Regions from separate parts of the Mus musculus genome. Here region 2 is linked to region 1. The links are chromatin loops, found by intact Hi-C in ENCODE. Cell type or tissue: left cerebral cortex. All regions are shown on one strand. Each heading gives the region's core, and the rest is flanking DNA. Links, peaks and the distances in the headings are about the cores only.

Region 1 (5,371 bases), core at 261-5,260:
GAACCGGCCCAGCCTGGGGCTCCTCTCACCTCCTGCATACCAGGTCTTAGACAGTGTGAGACTGCAGCAGGCCAGCTGGCCCCAGGACACAACTCCCCTGGTTTCCAGCTGTGGTGATCTGACCTACTGTCATCACAAGTGGGGACAAGTTCCCCAGCAGCTCCTGCTGGGGGCCCGCTGATCTCATTGCTGAGGAATGTGTATTTGTCTGCAGGGCACAGCTCGGGGTGAGGACGGGAGAGCTGGGATGGTGCCATGCAGCACTGCTCTGAAGCCAGGCTGTGCCCTCCAGAGTGTTGATGAGACCCCTCAGCCTTCGCCTGACAAGAGCATCGCCCTCTCACTCTGTGCTGGCAGCTGGAGCCCGCTCAGGTTTTGAACGAATGAGCATGGCGGCTTTCTCAGTGCACGAAGGGGCACCTGAGCTCCCAGAACAAACTGGAGGTGACAATAGAGAGGTTCTGACCTGTCACTTAGGCACCTTGGAATTCACTTCCCGTATATATCTTCACCCTGAGGAACCCCTTGCTTTGGTGGTCGGCAGCCCTGTCTGCTAGTGCCATTCTAGCTGAGGTAGAATAAGCCCCATGGGTAGGCTCAGGGGTCCAGTCTACCAGTGTCTGTAAGTAAAGGTTCCTATTGAGCCAGGGTTTCTGGGGCCATGAGTACTAGCCATCGCCCTCCAGGGTGACTGCCCATGGGCACTTATCTGTCAAGGGATGCCTTCATGAGTCCGAGCTCATAGACTATCCCAACCGACAAGGGGAAAAAAAAAGCAAGGTGTCTATTCAAAGCCTCAGAGTTGGCAAGACTCAAGCTTGGACCCTGAAGAGCTTGCAGTTACTCCTGTGGAGACCCAGGGAGGGCACATGGTCTCTGCAGATGTTTTGAGTAGAATGGAGCTGAGGAAGAGAAGGGAGTAGCTGCAGGAGCCATACAGATGAGTGACAGAGCCTGGAAGATACTGAGCAGAAGACAGAGCCCCAGGCCTCAGGCTGGCATCTCCTCCAGTGTCTCTTAGACAGGTAGTTTCTCTGCCACACATGCCTGTCACCACGCCCTCCCCACCCATGGCAGAGCCTGTTCCAAGATAACCAGGCTTCAGAGAAGGTGAATATTTCACTGCCAGCCCTGGGGAAAGGCGGGCAGGGCGTGTGGTGTCAGCCAATTGCTGAGGTGTCAAGAAAATGCTCCTGACATACCTAAGCTGAAGTCACAGGTGATGTCCTTACATCAGGGTTAGGAAGTGATACACAGTAGCACCAACAGACAGCATTTTCATCCTGTTCATGTGACATACATAAATAATCTTAGGAAGAGATGAAGGATATCGCACATAGTCCAAGCTGTATGTGCTTCCTGGGGACAGAACCGAGGACCTCACATGCTGCACAGGAACTCCACTGCCAAGGCACACTTGCCAGCCCCTCACTGGGGGATTCTAGGCAAGGACTCCACCACTGAGCCACGCCCCCAGCCCCTCCCTGGGGGATTCTAGGCAGGGGCTCTACCACTGAGCCACACCCCCACCCCCTCCCTGGGGGATTCTAGGCAAGGACTTCACCACTGAGCCACACCCCAGCTCCTCACTGGGAGATTCTAGGCAGGGGCTCCACCACTGAGCCACACCCCCAGCCCCTCCCTGGGGGGATTCTAGGCAGGGGCTCTTCCACTGAGCCACACCCCCAGCCTCTCACTGGGGGATTCTAGGCAGGGGCTCTACCACTGAGCCACACCCCCAGCTCCTCCCTGGGGGGTTCTAGGCAGGGGCTCTACCACTGAGCCACACCCCAGCCCCTCACTGGGAGATTCTAGGCAGGGGCTCTACCACTGAGCCACACCCCAGCCCCTCACTGGGAGATTCTAGGCAGGGGCTCTACCACTGAGCCACACCCCAGCTCCTCCCTGGGGGATTCTAGGCAGGAGCTCTACCACTGAGCCACACCCCCAGCCCCTCATCGAGAGATTCTTAGCTCTACCATCGAGCTACATTCATGAGCCTGTTTTTGTTTACTTGTTTGTCTGTTCTGTTTTAATGTGTGTGCATACGTTTGTGTTGAGTTGTGCGTGCATGTAGAGGCCAGAGAACAACCTTAGGTGTCATTCCGCAGGTTCCATATGCGTTGTTTTTGTGACAAGTTTTCTAACTGTCCTGGCACACACAATTAGTCTAGTCTGGATGATCCCCAGGGATCTGCCTGTCTCTTCCTCCTGGGCACGAGAATTACCCAGGCAACCATGTTTATCCCTTACGTGGGAGATCTAACTCAGGTCCTCATTTTTGCATAATAAGCTCTTTACCTCCTGAACTATCCCCCCACCATGGCCTGTTGCTGGACCTGGGACATACCAATTCAGGCAGTCTAGCTAGCCATCTTGCCCCAAGGAGTCTTTGTCTCTTCTTCCCAGGCACTAGGGTTACAGGTTAGCTGCCATGCCTTCCTGGCTTCTTATGTACATAGGTACTGGGGGTCCAATCTCTGGCCTCACACTTACACAGCAAGTGGTTCATCTACTGAGCCATCATGCCTGTTTTTATGCTCTTTACTTTGAGATGAACTCCTTCTGTGGCCCGGGCTGGCCTTGAAATCACTCTGTAGCAGCTCCTCTCTGTGTATCTGAGTTGACTCAGCCGTTGTAGTAGTGGGTGTGATTGTGCTGGAATTGATGCAAGGAAGGATCAGTTTAAATCCTAGCACCTTCCCACCAATGACTCAGGCAGCGTGGAGTCATACAACGGGCTGCACGTGTAAAGTTCAGAATTGATCTGCATGGCTTATAACCGATGCCCGAACAGTCCTGGCGACAGAGCAAACAGCCCACGCTCACACAGTCCGTGCTGCTCTGCATACCCAGAATCCCAGGCGAATGGAATCCCCCAGCACAGTGGTTCTTCATGCCATGCAGCTGAGCCTACACCTCCTTTCTGCAGACAACCACACGACACCACAAACGGTGTTCTCCCACTCACGTCTTCTGGAGTGTGGGGCTCTGGGTTGCTTCCGGTTTGAGACTAATCCAGATAAACTCACTGTGAACATTTGTGCACAGTCTTATGAATGTATGTTTTCATTTCTCTTGGGTGAATGCCTGGGAGAGGAACAGCTGGCTCTGGTAGTTAGGGATATTCATCCTCTGAGAAATTGGCCAACTGTTTCCCAAAGTGTCTCTTGTTTTTTTTATTGTTGTTATTGCTGTCAATATTATTTCTTTTCCTTTTTTTAACATTCCTGTCAGCAATGGAGGAGCACGCTGGCTTCTTCACATCACCCATTCTTGTCTACACTTGGGGTGGGCAGGTCCTAGTTTTAGCCACTCTGGCCAGTATGTGATGGGACTTCACTGAGCTCCAGTTGTTTCCCTAACTGATTTGTCACCTCTACATATGTTTCCATCTTCTCTTTCTTACTGTTGTTTGTTTGTTTTGTTTTGTTTTGTTTTATTACTGCTTTCAATCAGTGAGTTTTCAGAGACCTCTTGTTGTTGTTGTTGTTGTTGTTATTGTTGTTGTTGTTGTTGTTCTCTTAGCAAGGTCATCAGAAAAATAAAAGCATTGCTTTTGAAGATATCGATGTGTTCACTTTTATGTCTATTGATTCTGTCTGTGGTGTCATACCTAAAAAATCTTCACGGAACCCCAAATCACAAAGATGTTCCTTCTTGTGATCTTCCAGAATGTGGTGTGTGTGTGTGTGTGTGTGTGTGTGTGTGTGTGTGTGTGTGAGTGTGTGTGTGTGTGTGTGTGTGTGTGTGTGTGTTGTGTAGCTGTTGTAGTATTTGATTAATCTGCTCTATAATTCCCGTCAAGTGCGCACATGCTTCTCGCTACTATCCCAATGTTCTGGGTCCCCAAAAGAAAGATGTACATAAACACCTCTATATTTTAAATATCTTAAGCAGCTCAAAGGCTGGGCCACTGAGTAACTCCACATGGCTAACAGACACTCCCCTCAATATTCCTGAGTTAATAATTACTAATTCTATATTTGACCTTTGTTGTCCTGGACCCTGCTGGACAGCCCTCCTGGGGCCACTTTCCCCTTATACCTACATGTTGGCTGTCTCACCCTCCTGTACCTTTCCAGTGTGGTCCATCTCCTACGCCCTCATCATGGTGGACTCCCCTCATCCTCCTTCCTTGGTCCCTTCCTGGGAATCCTAAAAGTCCTGCCTCTGTCTCCCTGTCCAGCCATTGTCTGCTGGTAATTTTGTTGACCAGTCAAAAACTAACTGGGGACAGGCTTCCCTTAGTCCTACTAGCCGGACAGTGCAAACAGGTATTTGAGTAACATAATTAGCATAAGAACACAAGCCATGTGAACACACATGGATAGAGACAGCAACATTCCTCAATCACTTTCTATCTTGTGTTTTGAGACAGCATCTCTAAATGGAGCTGGAGTTCCCTGATTTGTCTAGGTTGGCTCACCAGCGAGCTCTAGAGATTGCCCTGTCTCTGCCCCAGAGCTGGAATGACATCAGTCTGTCTCTGCGCCTGGCTTTTATCTGGGTGCAAGGGATCCAAACCCAGGTCTTCACATCCTCATCGCAGGCACTTTACTGGATGATCTGTGTCCCTAGCCTCTCTAAAAGTTTCCAAGGTACAAATTTTTCACTTAAGCCTATAACCTACGTTGAATTATGTTTGGTCTGTTGTGTAACAGATGGGTCAAGATGTAGATAAAGGGAAGACAGATTAGTGGAGCCAGAAAATGGAAACAAAGATAGGAAACAGATGTAGGTAAAGTGTTTGCTACACACACATGAGGACCTGAGTTCAGATTCCCAGCAGCCATGCAAAAAGCCAGGTGCAGAAGTGCACACCCATGGGGTTTAATGGCTAGCAAGCTTAGCCAAAATCAGTAAGCACTAAGTTCAATGAGACCTGATCTCAAAAATGAGGTAAAGAACAATTGGGGCAGACATACAGTGTTGAACTACACCCCCCACACACACCCACACACAGACACACACAAACACATACGTGTAGCCACATGAACACACTCATGAATATATATACATATAAATAAGTATATAGATAATAAATAGATGATGTTAGGCTTAAATTGATGACAGGTGATTATGAATATATAAGTAATAGGTGACAAATGGGTGCATAGATATTAGGTAGATGAGTTAACAGATACAGAAGATGATAGATACACAGATGGCTGGCAGTAGGTAGACAGATAAATAGATGAATCGACAATAGAGATCTAATGGCTCTGGCATCGTTTATTTAAGACTATTCCTCACAGAATCCTGTCTTAATAGTCAGTTGTCCACATGTGTGTGTTTCTATTCTGTCCCACAAATCTATTTGTCTAGCTTGACCTTGACACGCTGTCCTGATTACAGTTCATCTGCCAGC
Region 2 (5,371 bases), core at 243-5,242, 79 kb after region 1:
AAGCTACACCTCCTAGTTTCATAATGAACCAATGATGCCAGGTGGCCAGCTGGACACAGGCAGTCACGGAAACACCTGCCTCTCCCTTGAAGGGGTCCCTGTCAGCAGCAGTCCCTGTCAGAGCCACATGGAACAACCCCAAGGACCTGCCCAAGGAGACAAATGCCCAAGACAGGCATCCCCAGGCACCCTCGTGTGGGAGCCAGGGTTCTCAGACACCCTATCTCTGAGGACTCTCCTGCCCAGAATAACTGTTTGTCTTGGATGCCCCTAAGTCGCATGTGCCAGGAGGAAGGGCTCAGCCAGACAGGCTCCAGCCCTCTGAGCCAGACAAGCTGACACTCAGGACAGGTCTGGGAAATGATATGCCCCACCTACATTCCCTACACTTCCGGGGAAAAGCAGCCATCACAGGGTGGGTTTGCAACAAGCATTCCTAAGAGGCTCTACAGCCCTTCTTTACCTGCCTGACTCTTCCACCCCTGGAGCAGCCTCCATGGGTCCTGGCGGTAATTTTAAGGACAGAACCCACAGTACAAAAGACCACCCCATCTGGTCTTACACGGATCATTAACCTCTTCCTCCTTTCCTGAGGTCACTGCTGGTTACAAAAGATGACTGACTGACTGCCCTGGCCACTTAACTCTTCAGATCCACTCAGCCTCCTCCTCCTCCTCGGTAAACGTCTCAGTCCTTCCGCCAGTCAGCGCAGTGGGCAGTCTCTCCCCAGATAACTCCACCAGAGCCACCAGAAGCCCCCACCCACCCTTCCCGCCATGGGGCACTCGGGTGCCTGATCAACGACCAAGAGAAGGGCAAAGCTGTAGCTGCAAGGAGACCCGGCCGAGCAGTCCCAGAAGCACACAGAACCTTGAGCCAATCAGGGCCCACGGAAGCGGGATTCGCCTGTCTTGATTGTGTCCCAGCCCTGTGCGAGGGAGTCCCCAGCTCACCCGGCGGGCAGGGCCTACCTGGTCGGCCGCCTTAGGTGGGTTTTAACCTTTTCCTTTTCCGCTTTTTACCTGATTCCCTACGCCTTCCTGTCAAGGAAAGGGCAGGGGAGGTGAGTGGCCTCCGGAGGGCCTGGGGTGGGAAGCCACAGTAATAAATACTGAAGGTGTTTATCTTTCAGAGAGAAAGCCTGATCCACCCTGGTGCATAGACACTTCCGGGTCTATCTCTGCACCTGGGCTGCCTGAATGTTGGCATATACAGGTGTGCTGGGCAGGACTGAAGGGCAAGACCCTGGGCAGCAGGGTACAGCCCGAATCCAGTGTCTACTGTTCCACCTGGAGGTGGCACCTGCAGGCAGTTTCCCTGACTGTCACTCTGCAAGCTAGTGTGGACAGCTGGCAAATCCAGGCCTGCTGACTTGTTTACTCAAGCAACTTTTCCCATCGCTGTGATGGGCTTGGCTGGGTCAGATGTGACAGATCACTCATCCCATATCCCTCAGGACCCACACACAGCAAATCAGACAGTGTTGGCCACTCACCTGTCTCCTCCTCCCGATGGTCTGGGTTCAGGTTGGAGGTCGCACATGCACACTCCAGGTGTTCCTCTAACCTCACCTGGACCTCTTTCAATTTTGGCTTCTTCCTGACATACTCCACTTTGGCCACCTGCCGAGGAAACAAAAGCCAGTGTCAAAACCATGTACCCAAAGGAGACCTGCTTGGGGCACCCCAAACCAGGACTCAGATACCTAACTCTCTTCAAGGCATCTTCCCTTGAGCTCAGGTCTGCTTTCATTCGAAATAAACCCCAACGATACTAGGCCTACAGCTGCCGTCCCGGCAGCTTCTGTCCCAGCAGCCAGAAGCTCGAGGTCAGCCTGGACTACACAGCAAGGGATGTGGCTCAGCTACCAGAGCACTTCCTCAGCAGTCACAAAGCCCTGAGTTCCATCCCCAGCATCATATAAACTGAATGAATGTGGCGGCAGAAGCCTGTAATCCCAGGGCTCAGGACGTGGAGGCAAGAGAACTAGGAACTTAAGACTCCTAATTGCCCAAAAGATCTGAAGGGCGTCAGCCAAGAAAGGGTGAGCTGGACGTAGGATGGTGGAACATACTACTACTCCCTTTGTTAGTAAGAACCCAGAGTCTTGGCTAGGAACAGCAGTGTGGCTACAAAGCTTGCTGATGGAGGGAACCCTCCCAACTTGTGGTCTCTGAGAGACACGCCAACCCAGCAACACACCTCCAGGTGGTACAGAAAGTTTCTACCGGATTCTAGAACCCCAGGCAAAGGCTCCCATCGTCCTGGCCAGATGCGGAGCACTACAGCCTCATCCTCGCAACACTCGGGTCGTGAGTGTGCCAACTCCACCCCCACAGACTGTGAGTCGTGCACACAGCTCCCAACAGAGGAATGCAACTCCACACACTCCCTCCCCCCTCATCCAGTAGTTCCTTAACCCACTCCAGCCCCCACCAACTGCTGCACCAGGAGGCAGCTTGGGGCCATGCACCCTGCTCCATTCCAGCATGACGTGGCATTAGGGAACCCTCTAGGTCACCTCCCTCAGAATCCAGACACCAGGACTCATTTAACCCTCCTGGCCAGCCAGTGAGTGAGGAGGCAGGATTGTCACCTCCACAGATAGAAAAGAAAAATCAGGCACAACCAGCCCTCTCCTGAGGTGACCCGGAGAGCGTGGCTGGCGGCTTGTTCCAACCTCGATGCCACCTGGAATAAGTGTCAGAGAACAGCCACCCTCCCAGCACTGCAGAACTGCATACAACCAGTGCCAAATCTGTGTCCGACTCCCAGAGCAGCCCTAAGGGGTCTCTACCTCACATCCCGCCATACACTAGGGAAACTGAGGCTACAGCAGTACTGAACCCACTCCGGGTGGCTTAGAGCACCTAGCAGTGGCAGCCTTGTGACGTTCAATGCTGGAAACAGTGCGTGGCCCACCCAGAGTGACCGGGGGAGCTTGGGCAGGAGAACACTCCCCAGTGTTCTCCCAAGGGTATTAAAGCTCAGGCACCAAGAGGACCCTTGGAAGCTATGGTCAGCCATCCGCCAGAGTACCAGGCCAGGCAGCTTTCAGAGTCCTGGGGACCAGACTCAGCCAGACTCTGCTGTGGCTACCGACTTGGCTACATTAATGGTTAACATGGGTGCAAAGGGTGCCGGGTGCCTGGCGGGCGTGGGAAGTAGAATGGGTGCCCCAGGTGTGAACAGAGTCTGCCAAGTATGAGCTCAGCATGGAGGGCGTGGGGCCAGGGGTCAGGGGTCAAGGGCCAGCCCAGGAGGTTTCACTACGTCAGAAAGCGGGAGGGACAGCAACTTGGGGCCGTGAAAGCCAAGGAGGGTCTTCCCCTGAGAGCTGTAGGCATGTGGCAGGCTTCTGCCCAGGGGTCTTGCTCAAAATGTTTTGGTGGAGTGCTGGGCCAACCTGGGCATTTGGGTCGGGCTATGCTATCCAGATACCTCCAACCTGACCTGTGAAATAGGGACAGTGGTCACACCCACCCAGGTAGCTCATGAAAGAATAAAGTTTTCTCTGCAGCGGCAGCCAGAGGTCAAGTGGGTATGGTGGGGTAGGCTGAGGCTGGAGGATTTGCCTCAAGTCCAGCCTTGTCTACAATATGAGTTCCACGCCAGCCCCCAGCTATAAGACCATGTACCCCAAAACAAACAAAAGACACAACAGTAAAAAATCACCTAGAAATGGGACACAGCCACCCTATAGGAGGAGCTAGCTTCAACAAAATCAATATTCACACAAGGCTCCTTACTAAAATTAGCCCCCAAACACTGTTCAGGAAGTCACCATGTCCCCAGAAGCAATGCAATCCCCGGTCCCTAAGCTCAGGGTCTCACACTCCACCCCAGGGAACAGAAGGGCAACCCCTGTCTCTCCCCTTCAAGAGCCCTGAGGTAGGTCAGGGAGGGAGAACTTCTTCCAAAAGAAAAACATCAGCCAGTCCCAAGAGGAGCTGTAGGCAGAGATGCCACAGTCCCCAACCTCCAAAGATGTCTATTGCCTTTGGTGATCCAGCAAACTCCTAGACTGCCTAGATTTAAAAAAAAAAAAAAAAAGAAGAAGAAGCCTGAAAGAGACCACGGCCACAGACACCAGTGGTGGGTGCTCTCCTCTTCCACCACAGCCTCTGTGGTGGGAACCAGGTAGCCTCACGCGGCCCTGAGCACAGGCTGTCAGAAGGGGACTTGGCTTGGTTTTAACTACAGCCCTGCAGCCTGACCCAAACCCTGCCTGCAGGGCAAGTACAACCTTCTCCACTGAGCCTAGGGGTCCCCTGCATGAGGAGCAACTCATGAGCCGCTCCAGCTGGGGAGGCCCATTCTTCCAGACAGGCCCATGGTTATCAGACAGAAACAAACAGCGGTTTATAGTAGCACCTGCCTTGGGAATGCAAGGATTCCAGCCGCTCTGCCACCTCTGTCTGGCCAGGAAATGGCTACAACCACCCCTACACCCCCCCCCCCCCCGCACGCACGCGCACACACACACACACACACACACACACACACACACACACAGAACATGTTATGAATATTACATTTTCCCACTTGTGCCCCATGCATTCCAGAGCTCCCTCAAGTTTAACGCAGAGGATCACCTGGCCAGGCCATTATCCAATCACTCCTCTGCACGGAGGAGGGGTAGGAGGGGTGGGGGGGTTGTCTTTCTACTCCAAGCCTCAGGACAGTGATGTCTATGATAAAAGCCAGTGCTGATTGAGCTGAGCACAGGGCACAGTCCCTCCTGCAGGTCAGCTGCATGGACCCAACTGGAGCCTATTCTACTAGATGAGGAACCAGGGGCTGGCAAGTGGACAGCTTGCCCAGGCCCCTCACTCCTCTGCTTCCTACTCAGCTAGACATAAAAGGAATGAGCCCCCAAGGTCTCACAGCACAGAGACCTGGGACCTTCCCACAACAATCCTTTAACTTGACCAAGAGAACATTAGGTTATGGCTCCCAAAGTGCCCCATGGACATCCAGTGACGGGGGAAGCTGGGCTGGGACTTAAAGGCTGGGGCACCCCTGTCCCACCTGGCTGAGGGCTCACAGCTTGATAAGCATCAAGCACATCCCAGGTGTTTTCTGTCACGCTGCCCCAGCCTCCTTGGATCTCAAGCCTTTCATTGGAGGGACCGAGAGACTTGCTCCTTCAAGACTAAAGCCTGCCTGGCCACCTTCTCTGAAATCTTTGCACAAGCCAAATGATGGAGCCCAGCTGGGACTTTCCTTAGGACATAGCTTCAGACCCTACTCAAGTTGGGGGCACCTTCAGAAGCCTGGAGCCTAACCCAGCAGAGCCCCTACGTCCTGCATGTTGGAGACTGAGTCGTCAGCAGTCAGGTCAAATGATGGCTCAGAGCTGACCTGACCC

Evidence for each region. A loop is a pair of places that touch in the nucleus more often than their neighbours do. Peaks named below come from ENCODE experiments on the same cell type or tissue, not always from the same donor. Only the 100,000 strongest peaks of a DNase experiment are listed, where the experiment ranks them.
Region 2: a loop joins it to region 1, with 2.2 times the contacts of the local background. A loop is called at or near these places in 1 of 42 quality-filtered maps.

The regions. Positions count from the first base shown.
Region 1 is chr5:138,898,489-138,903,859 of GRCm38, forward strand. It overlaps the pseudogene Gm31891. Among named protein-coding and RNA genes, the nearest start is that of Gm38726, 33 kb to the right of the region's middle. In left cerebral cortex, for the core only: a CTCF peak has its summit at 2,875; DNase peaks (open chromatin) are centred at 2,755 and 2,934.
Region 2 is chr5:138,977,651-138,983,021 of GRCm38, forward strand. It overlaps Pdgfa (platelet derived growth factor, alpha), which reads right to left. Exons shown (of 6, transcript NM_008808.4): 5 at 1,496-1,622. Among named protein-coding and RNA genes, the nearest start is that of Pdgfa, 15 kb to the right of the region's middle. In left cerebral cortex, for the core only: no CTCF peak of the experiment used is centred there; a DNase peak (open chromatin) is centred at 2,333.